Linked DNA regions of Mus musculus: region 2 is linked to region 1. A link is a loop called in an ENCODE intact Hi-C map of the cell type or tissue named here. Cell type or tissue: heart. All regions are shown on one strand. Links, peaks and the distances in the headings refer to the core of each region. The heading gives the core; the rest is flanking DNA. Region 1 holds the start of Cdca2 (cell division cycle associated 2). Region 2 overlaps Dpysl2 (dihydropyrimidinase-like 2).

What was found. Peaks named below come from ENCODE experiments on the same cell type or tissue, not always from the same donor. Only the 100,000 strongest peaks of a DNase experiment are listed, where the experiment ranks them.
Region 2: it touches region 1 in a loop (3-fold over the local background); 7 of 42 quality-filtered maps call a loop at or near these places.

What each region holds. Positions count from the first base shown.
Region 1 is chr14:67,709,679-67,720,208 of GRCm38, forward strand. Cdca2 (cell division cycle associated 2) reads right to left here and starts at 5,932. Exons shown (of 15, transcript NM_001110162.1): 1 at 5,546-5,932; 2 at 5,264-5,327; 3 at 5,005-5,178; 4 at 3,410-3,564. The coding sequence starts at 5,327. Kctd9 (potassium channel tetramerisation domain containing 9) reads left to right here and starts at 6,420. Exons shown (of 12, transcript NM_001111028.1): 1 at 6,420-6,706. The coding sequence starts at 6,659. In heart, for the core only: a CTCF peak has its summit at 5,665; a DNase peak (open chromatin) is centred at 6,233; H3K4me3 peaks cover 5,225 bases; H3K27ac peaks cover 4,503 bases.
Region 2 is chr14:66,854,775-66,865,304 of GRCm38, forward strand. Dpysl2 (dihydropyrimidinase-like 2) reads right to left here. Exons shown (of 14, transcript NM_001378767.1): 2 at 10,308-10,396; 3 at 7,699-7,883. Among named protein-coding and RNA genes, the nearest start is that of Gm5464, 8.8 kb to the right of the region's middle. In heart, for the core only: a CTCF peak has its summit at 4,947; DNase peaks (open chromatin) are centred at 1,697, 3,547 and 3,927.

The DNA.
Region 1 (10,530 bases), core at 1,370-9,369:
CTAAAACTGGGAACCAGAAAAAAACCTCAATTCTTAAGCAGTTTCTCCCATGTGTTTTGTGACAGCAAAAAGAGCGATAACTAGAGTATGAGCTAGAGTATGCTTGAAACACTTCACTCAGTACACAGGCAGCGGCTGTCTAGGGCTGGAGCTCTAGGGACCTCTGGGCTGCAGACATTTTAGAATCATCAGCACATAGATGGTCCTCAAAGCAAAGAGCAGGAGACATCTTGGCACACCAGCACTTCTGAGGGGAAAAACTGGGAGGAATCAGTGAACGAAACCGAAATAACCAGTGACACAAGAAGAAATCTGGACCACTGTGCAATCCTGTGATCCAAATGAGAAAGTGTCTCTCTCAATGCTACCAAACACAGCCAAAGCCACTGGAAGGCCAAGCAAGGATATAGTGGCTGGCAAGAGCAAGAGAATGGCAGGGAACTGGGCATGGTGGCATATGCCTGTCATCACAGCAACTGTGAGTTTGAGGCAGGAGGGCTGGGTTCCAAACAAGCCCAAACGATCTTCAACTTTGTCTTGGGTATCCCCACAAAAGGAAAGGATGGCAAGGAGGGAAATGGGATGACTCCAAGCAGACAGGTAGATGTAGTCTGGCAGAGATGGGGCATTGAAAAGCAATGTGGTGATTTGAATGAGAAACGTTTCCCACTGGCTTAGGTATTTGAACTTGGTCCCCAGCTGGTGGCACAGTTTGGAGAACTTAGGAACTTTTAGGAGGTGCAACCCTGCTGTGAAGGACAGGAGTTGAAGCAGCTTTGAGAGCTTAGAGCCTTCCCAGGTTCAAGTTTGCCTTCTCTGTCCTCTATATGTGAATAAAAATATGATCACTTAGCCACTATGACTCCCCCATTATGGACTCACTCTCTGGAATCCTAAGCTAAAATAAACCCCCTTTTCCTTAAGCTGCCTTGATCATGGTAGTTTACCAGAGCAACAAAAAGTAACAAACCCAGAGATGGAGAACAGTGATCAGTACCCCAAAGGAAAAGAGCGTAAGCTAACTGCAAAAGAAAATCCAGCTCAAAATAGCACAGGGCCATAATAATACAGCCGAGTAGATGCTAATATAACCAAGCGACTGGGAGCTGGAGAGAAAGGGAAGCACGAGCAGAAAGGGGGCCACTCCTGCACTTTCCATTGTGGGAAGCTGACAGCCAGCACAGAAGCAAACGGTAACAGAATCTGTTATTAAGACACGCAGGGGTGCTAGAGAGATGGTGCAGTACTGGCTGCCCTTGCAGAAGTGCCTGGCACTTAATGGCAGACAGACCTCACACCCTATCACTCCAGTTGCAAGTGCTTTGATTCCCTTTCCTGACTTTTTTTGGCACTACACACATGTGGTACACAAGCATTCATTTTATTTTTCAAATAACGTCTTCAAATAGAGAAAATCGGGGGATAGGGAGCTGGTTCAGTGAGTAAAGCGCTTGCAACACAGGCACGAGGCCCTGAGTTCAGACACCCTACCCACATGCAAAGCTAGGGATGACAGCACATGTCTATAACCCCAGAGCTGAAGGGGGTCATACAAGCATATTCTAGAGACCTGCTGGCTAGCCTGTGTAACCAAGATGGCAAGCCTCAGGTTTAGTAAAGAGTCTACCTCAAAAACAAAGTGGAGCTACCCGATATCCGCACATCTGCACTCGGACCCACATACACAAAAATGAATCTATCAGCCTACACTGCAATGTGGGACATCTTTTACCTATTAGGTTTTGTAACCACAGGCACTGATCATTTGGGAAATACTCACTTTCGTGCTATTCACATTTCCTAAAAAGTGGCTCATTTTAGGCAATATCAAAGTATTTTACAGTATACCCACTGATCACTCAGGAAGTTGTCGAGTGCACAGTTGTGGGTACGCGCTGGAGCAGGTCTCGTGCTCTGTGCATAAAGATGCTGGTTTCTGTGTCCTGAGAACTAGTTACAGGGAGAACACAGGCGCTGTGCTGAATCCTCAAGAGCCTCCTATATCAAAGCACGCTCCTACATGTAAAGCACGCTCCCCAGTGACCCTGGGCTAATAAAAGGCTGGAGCCCCCATCCTAGCCAGGGGCCAAAGGGAGAGCTGCCGAGAGAAAGCGTTGGCCTCAGGCAGGTGAGGGTCCAGGAAGAGAGGAAGGACCACGAGGAGAAAAGGCATTGAGAAACCATGTGAGGTCACCAGGAGGGTTCAACTCGAGGACACACACAGGGCAGAGCAAGGCAGGCTAGACTCAAACTGCAAGTGACATAGGGCCTGCAGCTGGGATGTAGGTTAGAACTTCAGAGCCTGCTCAGTGTGGGCTTACAGCTTGTTAATAAAAATACCAGGTGTCTGTGTCTTTTATTTGGGAGCTATACGGGCTAAACTGGGTGTAGAGACACCCTGCAGATACCTGGGAGCACAGAAACACCGCCCCCTCTTCCCCAATACATGTTTTCTAAAATCTTAATTTTCTCTTAAAAATGCAACCCTCCATACTGGTAAGCCATCGTTCAATTTCTGTGGTACATTCACTGTCTATGTAATTCATAAGCCTGGCAAAGCACAATTTTTCTATCAGTTGCTCCATCAAGTGAAAATGATGTTCTGTGAAAAAGCAGCCAGGTCAGCCACACAACTCAATCACACACATTCCTAGAAACTTCTGAAATGCTTGATGCAGACTTTTCACTTCATTCCATACAATAATTGAGGAATGGGATATAGCAGTGAAGTTCATCATTTTTAATGCTTCAAAGACATTTGAGAAACTAAAACTATTTTCCCTGAATGCCTGCCTAGTATTTAGTAAAATTAAAAGAGCAGTTTGACCTTCCAAAAGGGACTCAAGAAAACCCCAAGGTTTTGTTTTATTACCGAGCAGGAGATTGCACAGACCACATTGCAAAGCAGGAGGAGGAAGTGGAAACAATACAAGTGAATGGCTCTAGAGTAAGAAGGCCAGTGTCCCGATAGTTCCCTCTGAGCAGTGGGGCCTGTAAGTCTTTAACTATTTCGCCTGCTAGGGCACGCATGAGTTTGATAACATCTGAAAAACAGGAGCTGAATGCACCAGAAGACAAGCCGTTTGTTTCCTTTTCTCCTCTGCCCAGCCAGTAGTTATGAAAACACTGCAAATAGAGAAAAGCCTCAAGAAGAAAAATACCCCGGGGAGGGGAGCTTTCCCCATTCTATGAAAATTTTACAAAACAGAAAGCCCCTCCGGAAAGTCATTTCTGTAAAGGCCTGCTAAATCTTATTATAGCCACACACCCAGCAAGCAAGTTACCTGCAGTCCCTGCCAGACAGGGAAAGTAGTCCCCCCCAGGGGGGGAAAGCAGAACCCTTGAGCAGAGTAAAACCATTTCCTTCACAAGACCCACGAGCGCGCACACCAGGCCAGAGGAAGCATACCTCGAAGTGGGGCTCTCGTGCCAACGGAGAGAGCACAGCCTTCTTTAGGTTTCGCTGCTGGGCAATGAATCGGATCAGGCAATTGGTTTCTGGAGAGCCCCGCACACCAACAGTGGAGCGGCGCCTGGCCTTCTGAAGGGAAGATGTTGACTTTCCTGCAAGTCAGAACGGAACATGGCAATGGTCAGAAGCTGGGGCTTGTGCTGGCGACGGGTCACCACAAGTGAGAAAACAGAGTCTGCACTTGTCACAGAGAACTAAGAACTACTGGCAGGGCAGTTCATGTAGAAACATCTGGACTGACTGCCACTTGACCCCCAATTCGTGTTTCTAGATCAGCACTTGGCACACAGAAGGCCACAAGCAGTTACTTCGTCTTCACTTGTGCCCCATATCCCCGATACAGAGAAGTCAGAGGTAACAGCTTGAAGCTAAGAATCTCTCCTTGTTTATAGGTACAACCATGCACAGTTGAAACTACAGTATGCTGTGGCTTTGCTCACTGTAGCCATCCAAGCTCTGAAACTATCACATGGGAACAGTTTAAAGCGATCTACGAACTGGAAGCATACCATTGCAAGCAGTGCACAGCCACTGTCTAACAACATCCAGCCCAGGACATGAATCGTCCTCTGAGTACAGTACTTATGCTGGGCATGCTGCACACTTAGTCACTCCCTCGAAATATTTTACTTTGGCCTCAAGAGCAGTGAGGCTAGCAATTCAGCTAAGCTTAGAAGTGCTTCCTGTAAGGGCCCATAAGGGATCTAAGTAGAGAGAGAATAGTTTGCAACGGTTAAGCTTGATTCTAAACGCATCTAGCTTGAGGGCATCTCGGAGAGGGTGTGCTTCTGAGAGCCTGTCCACAGATGAGTAGGCCACATCTCTTACTGTGGCTAATTTATAAATTCATAGTTTCAGTCCTAAAAACTCATGGTGGCCCTTGGAACAGAGTCCCGATGTGGGTTAGGGCTGGTGAGACCCAGCTATACCCTGCTCTTATTTTTTTCAAAATTCTTCTACTCTGGAATAAGCTACTTCTTCACCCTCAGCACGCCACCCTGAATTCTGCTCACACCTAAGCACACGAAAACGGACCCAGTCTTTTATGTGATAATTCTGAGCGGTAGAGAATGAGTGTCACTCTGGCTTCGCCTAGCTCACGGTGTGATTGGCTTCCAGTCTCGTTATCCTTCTTTATAATTGCTATTCTACAACCCAAAAGAACCCTAGCCCTAGATTTACTTCTCCATTGGGAATTTCATTCCTGAAGCTAAAGAAAATCATTATCTGGGTCAATTTTCTGTTTGGGATTTTTGAATGAGGCACACGGCCTTGTCACTTTTACCGGTTCTCAACTACCTTTCAATGCCCTCTGATTTTCATACACACTGTTTTCTAGGGTGCACACAAAGCACAACTGATTCAGAAACATTGCTCTATTTGCTGAGCTGTGCCGAACAAGCAAGTCTGCAGGGTCAGCATAAATACACACAGAAGGAGTGTCAGGCAGTACAGACATGTATAATTGGGGCCTACTACAGTTACTGTTAAATTTGAAAAAAAAAACTATGCAATCCAAGAACTTCTCTTACCGGAAGAGGTCTTAACAAAGCTTTCAGGTGTAATTCCCAACTGCTCTACGGTTACTGTGGTGAAGTCCAAAGGTGACTTAAAGGTATCAGGGGTGCAAAGATTAGGAGTCGCATCTGCTACATGCTTCTGAGGAGTCACAAACGGTTCAGTTCCCAATCTAAAAACGTCATTTTCTGAAAACGGACAGCACATTGGGGGTGTTAATACATCAAAACACTCAAATCTTCCATCTAACGAGGGCAACAGGTCACCACATACCAGAATTATTAAGGACACACTCCTTGGATTCAGAGAGAGGCTTGTCGTGTGAACTCGCATCCATCTAAAAGATGAGGAAGTTAGAGAAAAAAATGTGAAAAATAACCTCACTATAAGCCAAAAACAATGTGACAGAACTCTAAGGCAATCAATACCAGGGGACCACAGGCTGGGGCGTTCTGATTAAAGAAACGGCGGGAGGTACTATTGACTAAACAAAGCGGACCGAACTGATTTATCAGGGCTTTGCATCCCTGAACCCCGGCCGGATAGCAGGCCTACCTCTCCCGCCCAGGACCCTGCGCGTTCCCTCGGACGACTACGACAAGCGTCGCGGAGGCTCCGTTTCAGAGAGCACCAGAGGCCGGGGAAGGGAGCCGGGCTGGCCTCCTGCCGGCCGCTGCACACCAGACACACCACGTCCGGCCGAAGCGGTCAAGCTTCACTTGCCCGCCAGCAAATTCAAACCGCGGCCACGCCCCCGCGGAGGGATACCCACGAGCCGTGGACCACGTGTGACGTGGGTACCGCTCCCTCCGGGCCTCACCCTCGTGCTTTCGAACGGCGCAGGGAGACCTCCGTGGATCCCGGAAAAAACACGGCCAGCCCTAAATGACCCTGGCGAGACAGAGCTGCAGCAAAAAGGTGTCCTGGGGTCTACCAGTGAGTTCCGCGGAGCAACACTTCAAATGCCACCCCAAACCTTGGATTGGCTGCTGGAAACTTCGAAAATGAATCACTAGACCAATCGAGACAGAACCGCCGGATGGCTAGTTTACCCTATTAGCCAATCCCGATACCAACCGTTACCTCGGTGGGTGGGTACAGTAGAAGGGGCAAAAGCCTAGCGAGGAGCTGATTGGTCTATGGGACTTCGGCGTCCCGCCTCTTCCTTAGACCCAGTCTCTTTATGCAAATGAGCACTCCTACACTCCAACGTGCGCCTGCTCAGTAACGCTTAGAGCGGCCCTTTGCCCAGTAGGTTCTTCTCTGATTCGCTGATACTCCATTCCGTCAACCAGCCCTCAGCCTCTCTTTCCTTCCACCGCCGTCTAGTGTTACTCTGAGCCCACCCCCCAGCCGGACTCTGATTGGCTAAATACTGGCCGGTACAGCGTGTTGATTGGCGCAGCTCAGCGTCGGTCTGGGCGCGGTTGGGGGGAAGGGCCGCTAGCAGGCTGAGGAGCCTAGGGGCGGGGTGGGAAGGAGGATCGGCCAACCCCGGGGTGTGGGACTGAGGGTGCGTGCGTGAGGAGTGTGGGGCCGACCAGGAAGGTGGCGAAGGGCGGAGAGTCCGGGTGGGAGGCGGGAGGGGTCTCGCGGGCGCGGAGCGCGGCGGGTGGCGGGCCGGGAGCGAGGGTGGCGGCTCCCTCAGGACCCGGCGCGGGCGGCGCGATGCGGCGGGTCACGCTGTTCTTGAACGGCAGCCCGAGCAACGGCAAGGTAAGCGGTAGCGGGGGCGCGACCCGGGGACCCCCGCAGCCTCCGACAGCCCGGGGCTGCTCTGCCGGCGGGGCTCCGAGGCGCCACTGTCACCTGAGCAGCTGGCCGAGGTCCCCTCCCACCTTCCCGCTGCGCCTTCCTGTCCTTATCGGTGCTGAGTAATGCTCTGCCCGGGGAGGAGGCAGTGATCATGGAGGCGGGTGACCCTGGCCAGGTCGGGAGAAGAAAACTCCAGGGGACAGTCGAGTGACATCCTCAGAATGTGGACCTGGTCTGAACCACTTTCCTTCTCTCTCAAGGTGCCCCGGGCCCCTTGCCCCGCCACCGTGCAAACTTTTATACATGTTTTACTGTGCCGCCTTGTTTTTGATTCCTTAGAGGACAGTGACAGCAGACCTTCGGAATGACTTGATTTGACAGTAGCCTTAGCTGCATTTAGGCCTCTGTGGAGGGCGTGGTGCTAAATATTTTTCCGATGTTGCAGCTGCCTCTTGCCCCACCCTTGAAAGTTATTCTTTGGAAAATGTTGGCTGTTTCTGGCGGACTAGTAATGTGTGGTTAAATGACTGCCCCACACATACCTAAGCCTGATTAAAGTCTCAAAAGTAATGAACCCTTTTAAAGTTTCAGTTCAAGGTACATTGGCTCCACTCTGTAATTGACCAGAATACTCTGATTGCCCCGCGTATACATAGCAGAACTAACTATTCAAGGGCATTAAAGTGGTGCGGGGGAAGGGGGTGATGAGGGGTAGGGGAGCGATGTCCTTCAACCACTCTGCAGTTTTGAATAAACAGATTCTGGAAATCTGATCCACAGTGGGGTTTGTGCTCTGCGATTTTATTTTCTTAAAGATTGGATATTCACACAAAAATAGTAGCCACATAAGCTCAGCCAGTGCTTCAGAAATACAGGCTAAAAAGGCTGTCACTTCTGATCATCAGCTGTTCCTGGGCCACGCTGTAGTTGGCTAGTAGACTGTGTCGGTTTTTATTGAGAGATTTAGTGTGCCCAGTGTTAACAGTCGTATTGATAAGCACTTTTCACCAGTGTCGACTCTTGTGTGACTCCCTGAAGTCGAAGTGATCAGAGTTCCTCATAAGTGCTCAGCTCTGCTCTAAATCTCTTCTGAGTTCACTGTATGCTATTGTCACTGTAAAACTGAGTGGCTTGCTCTGGGTATATTATTTAAATTTTTAAAAACTTTGGTTTTGTCTGTGAGTTTCCAGGTTAATTTTATTTACTTAGTAAAAAAATGTTGAGAATCTCCGAAGATTGGGGAAAGTACTTCTCAAATGAGTATGGGCACATATGCATTACAATGATCATAGGACTGAGCCGAAGAATATTAACATTTAATATTTTTAAAAAAACTATGTCCCACCATGTCCTAAGCTAGAGAACATGTTGCAAGGCTGTTTCCTCTCCTTTCAGAAGGTGGAAATAATACTAAAATGACTTTTATTTGAAAAGATCACAATACATACCACCTGCATTTATGTATGTGGATATGTAGTGTATGCATAGTCCCTATATCTAATCAGGACTGGCATAAACATGACATGGACGCTCGTTAAAATATTCCCAAATGCAGTGCTACTCTGAGATAGTTTGGTTTCCTGTCTCTAAAGTAGAATATATCATTTAGCTTGTCTCTTTACTTACCTGGTGTCTATTTTTAATGCCCTAGTCAGGAGAATAAGTTTTTTGAATGCTTGGCTTTGTGGCCTTTGGGCTATGGGCTGTGATATAGAAAGGCACAGATTTCATCACCATACATCAAGTTACCAACATGCACTTTTGATTTGTGTAACTGATTCGTGCTTTTAATGTTGATGAAAGAGCTGATATTTTCTAAATGAAATGAGAATACCGTGGAAGGTGTAAGATGACCCTTGGGGCTTTATGGAGGAGTGTGTGTGTTGTTGGTTTTTTTTTTAATTTGAAAACAAAATAATTTTAAAAAACAACAACAACTTGGCTTTTCTAATCTGGAAAAGCATGGGAGCCTCTAGTTACTGAACTTGTCAAGCTGGTCTTGTTTTCTTCCACAACAGAGGTCTCCAGATGTAAATAGGTCGATAGCCAACAGCTTACTTAGCAGTTGGTTCTCGTTGACATACAATGTATAGAAGAAGCCTGTAAGTATAGAAGTTTACATCAGGGAGTCTTAATTAAATTAGCCATCAACTAAGTGCTAAGTGACTTTAAAACCTCAAAGAAACTGCAGATTGAAGCCGGTATTAATTATGCAAGCACAGTAAACCCTGAGAAAGCGGCAAAGCTGCTGCTTTTCCTAGCATCAGCAGTAAAGTTAAAAAATAAAAGGATCTCACAAGCCAACGAATGGCATGTTTTAAGAAAAGTCTTTGCTTAATAACTGCTATAATCAGCTTCTTCCTTCGGGTATATTGTTCTTTGAACTATTAGCCCGTGGTCTGCTGAGGTCATCCTCGTCATGACAGGCCATGACCAAGACATGAAAAGTCTTTTCCTGTACATGCAGGCAAAGGTCTTGGATTTTTTTTTTTTCCTTCGCCTTAGTTTTTAAAAACCTTTGGGATTCTGGAGAGGACTCAGGGGTTAATAGTACTGCATAGGCCGCAAGTGTGAGGAGCGGAGTTGGGATCCTAAAAAGCAAATATTGGGTAGATATATGCAGCAGTCCACCTGTAACCCCAGGCCCTGAAGGCAAAGATGAGGGGTCCCAGGAAGAAGCTGCTCTCTATGCTGACCATGTTGGCAACTCCGGGATGAGTGGAGAAACTGCCTCAGTGAATAAGGTACAGAACAATGGAAGAAGGCTCTTCAAATCAACCTTGGGCTTCAACATGAATGTGCACACAGGTTCATGCACACGAACACACACATGTGCCTACACACAGTCAAACACACCCATGGAAAAGAATGAAAACCTTCATTGTTTAAAGGAAATCTTATATTTAGCAGAATCTCACTAAATTTAATGATAAATATTTAAAAGATTCTTGCTGGCCAGTTTGTAGTCTGAGTAAATAAAAGTCCTCATATTATTTAGGAGACCATTCCTGATGGTGGCACACAGTTTACAATTAAATAAATATACAATTGATTGACCTCAAGCCCAGAAACATTCTACTGATGGGCTTTTGAAGATTATACTCCCAAAACATTTGATGTGCTTGAATTATGGGGGAGGAGGGAGCTGATATTGGCTCCAGAAAGGTCAGCTATGTCTTTCATCTTTTCTCTATATGCCTTCCAGTTTCCTTTAATCTCTTTAATAGTCCCTGTAAATGTTAGTATTAAGAATATATAATAAAGATCCAGACATCTAAATAAAACGTGTGGTTCTGAGCAACCTTGTTTTGGTGCCATCAATAATGAGTTGGGCAAATTATAGGCTTTTTGTATGCAGTATTCATTCAGCTACCACTTAAGAAGTACTGTGTGTGTGTGGACCTCCATGCCAAATACTACAGACACAGTAGGCAAGGAAATACCTGTGTTCTGGACTGATGTTTGCATTCTTAGTCCAGGAAATCACTTTTCTTCTAACTTGGTATTAGGTCAGAACTATGTTGTTGGTATCATATATTCAGACTTGAACTCACTATATTATTAGAGGTGAAAATATGACTCATGGAATCTGACCTTTAGTAAGAGCTTTATGTTCTTTCAGGTTGTTTGTTCTTTAATATATTTGATGTATATAGAAGATTGCAATACAAAATATTGATGGTACATCAAAACAAAAGGAAAATACTAAAAGCCATTTTCATTAATTTTGTTTTTCTTTGTTGCTTTCTAAGTCTTTTCCAAACTTGACTTTTTTCATTTACTAA
Region 2 (10,530 bases), core at 1,136-9,135, 860 kb before region 1:
AACCAGCTCAGAGCTGGTTCTTGGTGCTCTCCTGATACTGCCTGTCACATGAAGCTCATCCTCTGAAGTGGCCAGTGAGTTCCTCCTAGCCACAAGAGCGGAGCTAGGACAGATCTCAATGGTTGCCCGGAGTACCCTGATTCTATGTCATTACCAAGATCATTTGATTCCTTGCACGCAGGCTCCCCACAAGCAAGGACTCCAGCTCTGACCTATCATTAGAGGGAGACTAGGTCATAAACACGACTCAGTCAATCTAAGACTGCAGAAACGCAGCACAACGGGTGGCCCACGGAGCTGGAGATGGCAGTCACCAAGCCAGCCAAGGTACTTCTGCCACGTGCTCCTCTTATCCCAGTTCCCACCCACTCACTTTCCCACTCACTCCCTATCCTAACCAGTGCTGGGGAAGGAGCCAAGTGAAACCTTTTAGACACCAAGGACAGCAAACTGAATCCGGAGGCTCCTTTCCAGTTGTTTCCCAAGATTCTTGAGGCACTGGCTATGCAAGCCACACCCCCAACCAGGCCATAGCAGTGAAGCCCCTCCTCTTGCAAAGAGAAGAGGGCAGAGCAGGAAACAGAGCCCAGAGGGAACCTCTGGCTTCTAGAGACCTGTGTGAACTTATATTCATTCAGTCCACTTCACCAGAAGATTCTGTGTCTGCAGTATTTAAAAAAAAAAAAAAACCACTCCCCAGGGGGTCTGAATGTGCAGTCAGACTCTTTAATTTTGTCCAGAGATCACTGCAAAATTCTCTTTGCTGGAGAGGCCTGGGCCACCACGACCCCACTTCAGGCAGCATCCGCTCTATCATTAGGGGAACATTCAGTCACATTGTAAAAGGGCTGCCTCCCAAATGGGTTAACCAGAAAGAACCCTAATCTCTACTCCCCAGAATCCCCCTTTATCATTAACCACGGCAGTGAGGCTGACTAATGGCAAAGAATCTGAATGAGTGGCTTCACCCAACAACGGCAGCAAATCTGAGACAGAGCCCTCAAAGCCCAAAGAAATAAGGGAAGAAGTAGAAAAAACAAAAACAAAACAAAACAAAACAAAACAAAAAACAAAACAAAAAAAAAAACTGGCTGCTCAAAGAGGTAAAGAACCGTAAGGGAGTGACTTAGGACAGAGCTATCAACCAGGAGGAAAACAACACATCTCCTGGCCCACCATGCCCCAAGGCACTCAGTTTTGTTTTTTAAGTATTATGTACCACTTATTGTCTGTGTGTGTGTGTGTGTGTGTGTGTGTGTGTGTATCCTGCATGAGCAGCTCTCTTTCTCTCTCTCTCCCTCTCTCTCTCTCTCTCTCTCTCTCTCTCTCTCTCTCTCTCTCTCTTTCTCTCTTTCTCTCCCCCCTTCCCTCCTTCCCTCCCTCCCTTCTAAAATCCTCAGGCCACTTCATTTGCTCTCTGCTTTGCGCTGATGGCTGAGTAGTTTCTTTCTCCTGCCACCATGCTTGCTTGCTGCCAGGCCTCACCGCTATAATGAACGCTTATTTCTCTGGGCCCATAAAACAAAATAAGCCGTTCCTCCTGTACGTTACACTGGTCATGGTATTTTATTATAGTGACTGAAAAGTCACCAATACAGAAGCCAGAGGAAGTGCTGTTCTCCTGCTGTTGTTCTTCTGGAGTTCACTCTCACTAACGGGACGGATGGAAAGTTCCCAACAGTCTGAAAACTCTGGGGAAAACTGGGGAGTTCTGGAAGCATCTCAGAGCTGAGACTCTCCCAGGTCTGTGTCAAGCCCCAGGAACAGAGCAGAGACTGGGATCCAGGAGGAGGGGGACGTTTCAGGAGATGGAGACCATCCCTTCCTAAGCCGGATTGATTGACCCTTAAGGCTATGTCTGCCAGCTCAAAAAGAGGATACAAGAGAGACAGCCAGGGCTCCTTCAAGAGAGAATCCATTGCAGACATGATTTCTGGACCATTGGGAAGACCTCTGCTCTCCTCCAGGACACGTCTCCCTATTGTCCTCAGCAACAGATAGCAAGTGATTGGCCCAGCCATGGACAAAACCTTCCAATCCAGCCACCCAATGACACCTGAGCAGGTCTAGAAAAGGCCTTCATGTCCTTAGGTGAATGGTGTGACTTAATCCATGTGAGGCTTGGGAGAGATAAGAAGCTGGGGGGTGGGGGTGGGGGTGGGCAGGGTGCACCCACTCGGACAGTCCATTGGATAGCGTGGCTTTTCTAAATCAGACCACAGGCAGATTCTGTGGTGACAACTTTAGTCCTGGACTTGGAAACTTCAGTGTGATGTGGTTGGGTGTTCTCTAAACACTTTCTAACCAGAGTCAAATGAGCCCTACAAAGGGAATAATCAAAGTATCTATTACAGACACAGCCAGCTTACACTGTGTGTTCACACGTAGGCTTGCCACTGGCGGGGAGCAAACCCGAATGCCACATGGATGAACAAATGACAAGCAACGGATGTACCACAGTGGCACTCCTGAGCCACGTCCTCTCAAGTTTCCTCCATCCACCAAGAGGCCTAGGACAAGCCCAAAGGGTCCAGCAGGGTCTCTAGGGTCATGTGACTTCTCCTACAGCTACAGTCCTCAGAAAGCAAGCTCTCTTTGCTATGCAGACCATCATGAGCACTTACCCAAGAACAGGTCAGGGAAAGAGCCTGCCTAGTCCACAACCACAGGCTTACACGCCTGAGCTCTGGGCTCTCCCCAACTGCTGGCAGAGCTGAGCATGGCACTGGTATTGGTGGTGGGTGGTTTGTGTGGCTAGAGCAGCCTCTGTCATCATAGTGAGCACAAGACAGGCGGGTGTCTTTGAAACACACCTGGCTCAGTCACACAGCATCACTCAAATCAAGGCTCCTTTGAGTTTTCTTTTATTTATTCAGCCAGCTAGCCAGCCAGCTCTCATCCATCCCTCTTAGCACTGACACTGGTTGGGTGGGAAACTTGAAAACAAAACAAAAGGTCTCAAAAGACACACCACAAGAAACTAAGTGTCACAAAGGATGAGATAAAAGCCCATCTTTTGCCAGGATTCAAAGAAGTTATAGACTGCAGGCAGAGGGCACCGATGCTGAACCTCAGAGGGAGTAAGGATTCTCATAGGCAGACGAGAGGACAATCAAGAAGTCAATGGGAGCCGGGCAGTGGTGATGCTTGCCTTTAATCCCAGTACTTGGGATGCAGAGGCAGGTGGATTTCTGAGTTCCAGGCCAGCCTGGTCTACAGCGGGAGATCCAGGACAGCCAGGGCTATACAGAGAAAGCCTGTCTCGAAAAACCAAAAAAAAAAAAAAAAAAAAAAAAACCATGGGAGTGGAGGCTGGGTAGCAGGTTAGCACCACATTGCAGATAACTTGGGTTGTGTTCTCTGAGGGGACCACTGAAGGATTCAGAGAAAAGAGACAGCAAGAGCAAAGCCTGGAGAGAAAGATTCCAGCCACAGAGGGCTGGGGTCAAACGACAGGAACAGAAAGCAAATGTGGAAATAGAGCAACATGCACTAGAACTCCTGAAGATCCAAGGAGACTCTGGGAACCAAGCCAGCGTAACCATGAGGCAGTGCTCTGGAATTGGGCACTGGAGACACAGCAGAGGAGTCACCGGGGTGCACTGTGCCCAGGTTCCACACCTCCAGGAAAAGCCTTGAACTTAGGTCAGCACAGTAACTTCTGTCCTTGGAGATTTGTCCTGAGAAGCCAGCACGGGCTTCGGAGAGCTCAACTGTGCTCTGTATTCACGTAGTAAATCTGATAAATCAACTAATCCCGGGTCCATTTTTTTTTCCTTTTATTTCATCTTACTGAACATGTGTGGACTTTTCTTGTCATCAAGTCCTGTGCTGGTTATTTTGTTGCAAACTTGACAACACAGAGTCCCCTGGGGAGACAGAACCTCAACTGGAGAATTGCCTCCATCAGATTGGCCTGTGGCCAATGATCAACGTGAGAGGGCCCCGCCCACTGTGGGCAGCACCATCCCTAAGCAGGCAGGCCTGGGCTGTATAAGAAAGTCAGTTAAGCGCGAGGCAGAAGGAGCAGTAAGCAGTATTCCCCCAGAGTTTCTGCTTGAGTTGCTGTCCTGACTTCTCTCGAAGATGGACTGTGACCTGGAAGCATAAGTTGACTTAAACCCTTTCCTCCACAAGATGCTTCTGGTCATCGTGTTTATCACAGCCACAGGAAAGCAAACTAGGACACACCCTGAAATAACACAGCTGGACAACAATTTCCTCCAGCATTTATATTGTTATCAGGCATTAGGAATAATTTAGAGGTTATTCCAAGTCTCCAGGAAGTTGTGTGTAGGAGACATGTAAATACTATGCCATTCTTACATAAGAGACTTGCGTGCTCTCAAATTTTAGTATCCTTGTGGGGGTCGTAGAACCAATCCCCATTTCTCTAAAGCAGCATTCCAGTCACCCACACAAGCAGCCACCTCCAGCCACCAACCACCACGACTGTGGGGCCAGTCTGGATGCCACCAGCTGATTATGTCTGGTGTCTCTGCCCACCCATCCCTGGACAGAAAGGGCAAAGGGCACCCTACCACCCTCCTCTGGGTCCCTCACAAAGGTCCCATTGTGTAAAGCCCAAGAGGAGCTTGGCTTTATGGTAATGACATGTTCTGCTAGTAATCTGGTGATATGTCACCTTCTTTACACTGTAACATTCGGCTGCATCTTCTTCAGCAAGTAGAGCCTTGCCAGATGGAAACAGAGCCTCCAGGGACAGAAAAACCAAAGCCAGCAAGGAGAGAGGTGAAGATTCACCCCCCTGTGCAGCTGACAGGGATTAGAGGAGGTGAGAGGAGGAGAGGGAGACGGGGTGGGCAGTCTTTGTAGCAGTTCACCCAGCTGCCGTTTCTACAACAGCCAGAGGCTCATCAACTGAAAACACCCAAAGCCTTCCCTTCTGGCTCAATGTGTATCCAGGAAGCTAGGGGGCTCTTTAAAGAAGTGTGCCCTGAGTTCCTTGAAGCTATGCCCCTGCCCTGCAGAGCAAGCTTTGGCCACACACTTAAGCCAAGAAGAATGTATGTGCACCCAGCAAGCAGAATACAGGGGAAATAATCTCGATTTCTCACCTGCACATTACAGCTCCTCTCCAGGGGAAAGGCAGTGGGCTGCTGAGTATCCTGTCCTCATCAGCAACCATGATGAAGTTTTTCATGAGTCACTGGCATTTTTTCACAAACTACAAAATTTGACAGAGGCTGGGTGTGACAGCTCGGAGCACACCATATCACCTGATTACCCTCTGTCTTTCCCTTTCCACCTTTCATAAGGTGTGGCTCTACCCAGGTTTTACAACCTGTGATTCAAACTCAGGACCTCAAATATGCAAGTTCTACTGCTGAGAGATAGGCTTGGCCCTTGTTCCATGAGGTTGTTCGTTCATCTGTTCGTTCATCGAGCCCCCTTGCTATTAAGCCAAATGGACTGCATCTTAAACCCAAACTGGCGCTATCACATGCCATACCAAAAGACAGAGCCAGCTGTTGTGCCCTCTCCCCATAGTGATCATCGTAAGGGACGGTGCCTCCACCCAGGGAAGGAATGAGAAGCCCACAGGTACTGAGTAAGGGAGTGAGACGGCCAAAGGGACGTCAGGGTAGCAAGAAGGGATATGGCCTGCAGCAGGGGAGGGATGGGAAGGCACAAGTTCCAGCAGACTGGAGCTGAAGCTCAGACCAAGTGCAAGGAGTGAAGGAGCAATGGCAGAGACAGGAGGAAGTGATAGGTAATGCATGCCAGGCCCTCCTCTGGCTTCCCAATAAGTCTGAGAGGAAACAAGCCCTTCTGCACCTGCAGAACAAAGTACAGGTGGCTACAGGAAAATAGATACATAATTATGTTTATATATATTTATATATAGCTTATATATAAATAAGTATATTTATATAAATATATTTGCATATATGTATATATGAGTGTGTATATGTATATATGTGTGTGTGTGCGTGTGTGTATATGTGTGTGTATATATATATATATTGCATTGTTAAGTGTGGGAATGAGAAGAAAGTATTAGCTATGTAAATACTTACTGTACAGATGAGATCTAATGCCCAGCAAGTTCATGCTGAGAAGAGACCAGATCCCTAGACTCCTGATTCCTAGTGAAGGGTACTTTCCTGTCACAGAGGCATGGCAATGCTTATTGTAACCGACCACTCCCTGGGAAAATGTTGTCTGTGGAATGCTAATCCACAGAGGCCACAGCACAGGCCTCCTTGGTGTCCACTTCAACTCAAGGCTGGTTACCACCCTGATTTGGCCTTTCTATCTGATATTAGAGTGGTCTGGATTTCTTTTGGTTCACTCAGAAAAAAAAAATGGGGAGGGATCAGGAAGTGACCGCTCAGTCAGTGGGATGCCAAGAAGCCAAAGAGACCAGCAAGCCAAGATGGGGCTATCCATGAAAGGCTCTCCCAAGAACGTCACTCCCAAGGCAGAGCGGCAAGAACCACCCCTGGAGGATCTGTCTGGGAACAGAGGGCTGTCCCCAACACTTCAGACTGAAAACCAGGATGATAGGAACAACAGGGAGCTGGTTCTAATTTAAAATGCAGGAGCCACAGGACATTACGCCTCTGGTTTCAGGAAAATGATGAGACCCCCAAAGCCACAGTCATCACTGAAAAAACACCCAGGAAGACAGGCCTCAAAAAGCACAAACTGTGGGGCTCTTTCAGTGTTGGTCCCAACCCCGCTAAACTTTCCCTCCATGACACAGAGAACTGACAACGTCAGTTCTTTCTTTGGACGTCTTTGGACAACGTCCCTTTCTAACAAAGGACTCTGCTAGGCCACTGTGCAGCTCCTTCACCTCCCCCAGCCCACCAGTCAAAAGGCTTGCTGGACTCAAACCACTCACAAGCAAGCTCTGAACACAGCTGCCTTGTCTGGCGAATACACTTTAGACTTGGTTGAATCAAGAACACAAAACCCTGAGAGGGACGCCATAAAAGCACACCACTGTGGGTGCCTACAGCTTTCCTATCTCACAGACAAAGCATATCAGTGGGTCTTGTTCCCAGCACAGTAGCCCATCTCATTCAGTGTCCAGAGCAGAATAGAATAGTACTCCCTTGATGGACCTCCCTGTCATTGGAATAGAGGTTTCAGTCGAACACGCCATTGCGTCTGAGTGTGGTGGCATATGCCTATCACCCCAGCATTTGGGAGGCAGGGACATGAAGATCAGGAACAAACCTCAGGTATAATACAGAGGGATTGAGGCCAGCCTGGGCTACTTAAGACCTTGTCTGAAAAAAAAAAAGAAAAAGAAAAAACAAACAAACAAAAGAAAAAAAAAAACAGAAAATTCTTCCCTATTCTATCTTCATTCTGAGAAGAATCCTTATAAGTTTTATAATCTAATATTTATGACTTCAAATGCCATACTTTCATAACCCAGACACATTTTGAGGTCAAGGAGGACAAAAGTGTCAAAGACAATCAAGCAGCTAGGCCTCCTCTCATCCTCTACCTTTTCGTAGAAGCTCACCATCACGTTCAACTGCAGGAACAAAGCTTAGGAGAAAGTAAGGCTAAGGAAATAAAGACAGTTCACTCTCTGTGGTCTCCTTATTGGGTAGATCAAACCTCTGCTCCGTTCACCCAAGGGAAGATTCTAGTGTCACAGGCTCATTTTCAGACTGCCCTGAATCCAGGTTAAAACTGATGGCGCCCAAGTCTTACTGATCATGGTGGTTCCCCCGGCCAGGGCCGCCTTGGTTCCCTGGAAGAAGTCATCAGCGGATGTCATTCCCTGGTCAGGCATCTGGAAGCGAGTATGCACGTCAATCCCTCCGGGAATCACCATTCTGGAGTGGGCTTCGATGGTCTTCACCCCTCCTGGTACAATCAGGTTTTCTCCTATTTGCCTAAGAAAGCAGAGTTGGTGAGAGAGAGGTGCCAGGGAAATGTGGAACCAAATTGGATCTGACAATCTGTTTTCATTAAACTGTAAGCATACCTTCCCTGCACGACGAGTGCTTTTTGGGTTGTTACTCTAATCTTTCATGGGAGCCCCCGCCCACTCCTCATCCTCATTCTCACCTTCATGCAGAATGAACTAGGAAGCTAGGCACAGGGGCTCATATAATCCCAGCGCTTGAAAGGCTGACATGAGAATTATATCTAGTTCAAGGTCAGCCTTGGCTACAGAGTGAGTTCCTAGCCCACCTGGACTAAACCCAACGGTAACTTACACGAGGCAGCAAATTCCCCATTCAATGCCAAGTTATCAGAAACCTCTAAGATTGAATAATGACAAAGCCCCAAAACACTTGCATAACATTCGCTCCGCCATCTCCCGACAACCCCCATTCGGCTAGTTTTCCAATAACAACTCACTCTAGAGCTGACTCTCTCTCCCAACATCTGTTTGCCCTATTTTTCCTTTTCAATGTGGGAAAAATGGAGGTGGTAGAGTGGATAGAGAGAGAGAGAGCAAAAGCAAAAAAAAAAAAAAAAAGGAAAAAGTAAACACTGTAATTCCAGCAACTACAATGTGGAAAGCAGGTGCTCATGGACTCAGATAAAGGTAAGAAAACAAACATCCATGGTGGCGGTGCTGGGGACGCTCATCATACCCACTGGGGGAAGGGGGGCTTGTGGCGGCTCTTTCTGTTTGTGAGGTTTTTGTGTGTTGTGTTGTATCTGAGATAGTGTCTCTCTCAGAGCCCTGGCTGCCCTAGAACTCACTATGTAGACCAAGTTAATCTCAAACTCAGAGAACAGCCTGCCTATACCTCCGAAGATGTGGGATTGAAAAGTGTGTGCTACCACACCCGGCTGTAGAGTTTTATCCTTGAGACAAGATCTCCTCATCCTATTAAAAAAAAAAATTTTTTTTTTTAATTTTACTACATCTTTCCACCAATTTTTAAAAAGAAGAATGAATAAAGGAAGAGCTGAATTTCTCAGACAAGTGAACTATCCTAAAAATAGTATCATCAGGCTGTTCCATTCCAAGCCAGTGTCCTTCAGCCAGACCCATCACACTCTCCTATGACTGGGATGCCAAAGGAATAAGAAAGTCATAGCCTGTGATTGCTCAAAGCTGGGACTGTTACAGACAAACACACATGGAGAAAGCATTAGCTATGGAAACACTAAGATCCATTTTGGCTTCCTAAGTCAGGATATGAGCTTCCAAGCAATCAGAGCCTGTCCAGCTCGCCCTTCTCCAGGCTCACTTGCTGCTGGAGTTTGATGAACACTGCTTATTTACAAGATGTCATTCCCTGTGATGTTTGTCTTTGAGCAGATGTGCTCTCTCTCTCTCCAGAGCCTGTGAGCTGTCCCCAGAGGAAAGGCATGAAGATATTGTTGTACACTGTTCAATTAACCCTCCAGAGTCCCAAAATACCCAAACTCAGAACCCAGTGCACAAGCAACACAGAGTGGTCTTATCTGTGCTAGGAACCACTTCAAGAATTGAACCTTAGGGCCGGAGAGATGGCTCAAGGATTAAGATCACTTGCTTCTCTTCCAAAGGACATAGGTTCAATTCCCCACACCCACAAGGTGGCTCACAACCATCCTGTTTCACAGGATCCAATGCCCTCTTCTGACTTTCAAGGGCACAACAGGCACACCCATGGTGCACATACATACACAGAAGCAACATATTCATATACATGAAATAAATCTACAAGAAATTTTTTTAAACAAATAAAGAAATGAAATCTAAAATCCTTCTAAGATTAGGCAGTCATTTGTCTGAGGTGCTGGTAATTAACTCAGTGTCCTGTGGCCCTTCCTGACTAAGCAAGCAGATACACATCTTAACAGGACAGGCTGCAGCTGCATTCCACATTTATGTCCTATGCCTGAGTACTCCATCCCAAATAACTGCAGTGTAGCCTATCACAAACCAAGTATATGAACTGGCAACAGGGGGACGCTGGGTCACCTCTGTTAAAAATAGTAGATTACATAATACATGGGTGTTTGTGTGTGCTGTGACTTCGAATTCCCCGAATCTGAATCTCCAAATTTATTAATTACCACCAATAAAAACAAGCTTAAAATATGCTAAATTGGTCACTTTTTGGTTCTTGGCAGTGCCTGACTGATGCCAGATGCACATTCTACCAATGTTACAACATTCCCAGCCCAAGCTCAGTGACTCTTGGAGTCATTAAAGCTTGAGACTACTACATGAAAGAAGTGGAAGCTTAGGAACACTGGGAAGGGGGGGGGGGAATGCATGTATATATACACATACATACACACACACACACACACACACACACACACACACATACACACACCTCCACATAGCAATGAATCGTACTTACTTGATCAACCCATCTTCCATGTATATGTCTGCATAGAAGGACTGGTCATCATTCACAATCTTGCCACCTTTGATCAGAAGACGATCGCTCTGTAACAGAGAGGGGAACCAAGTCACAACACATAACTGCCGCAGGAGAAGCATCAATCAGTCCCGAGGAAAGGGAGGTGAAGGGCATGCTTTTTACCATTCAAGAGTGATGCTCAAAGCCAGGAGATTTTGGA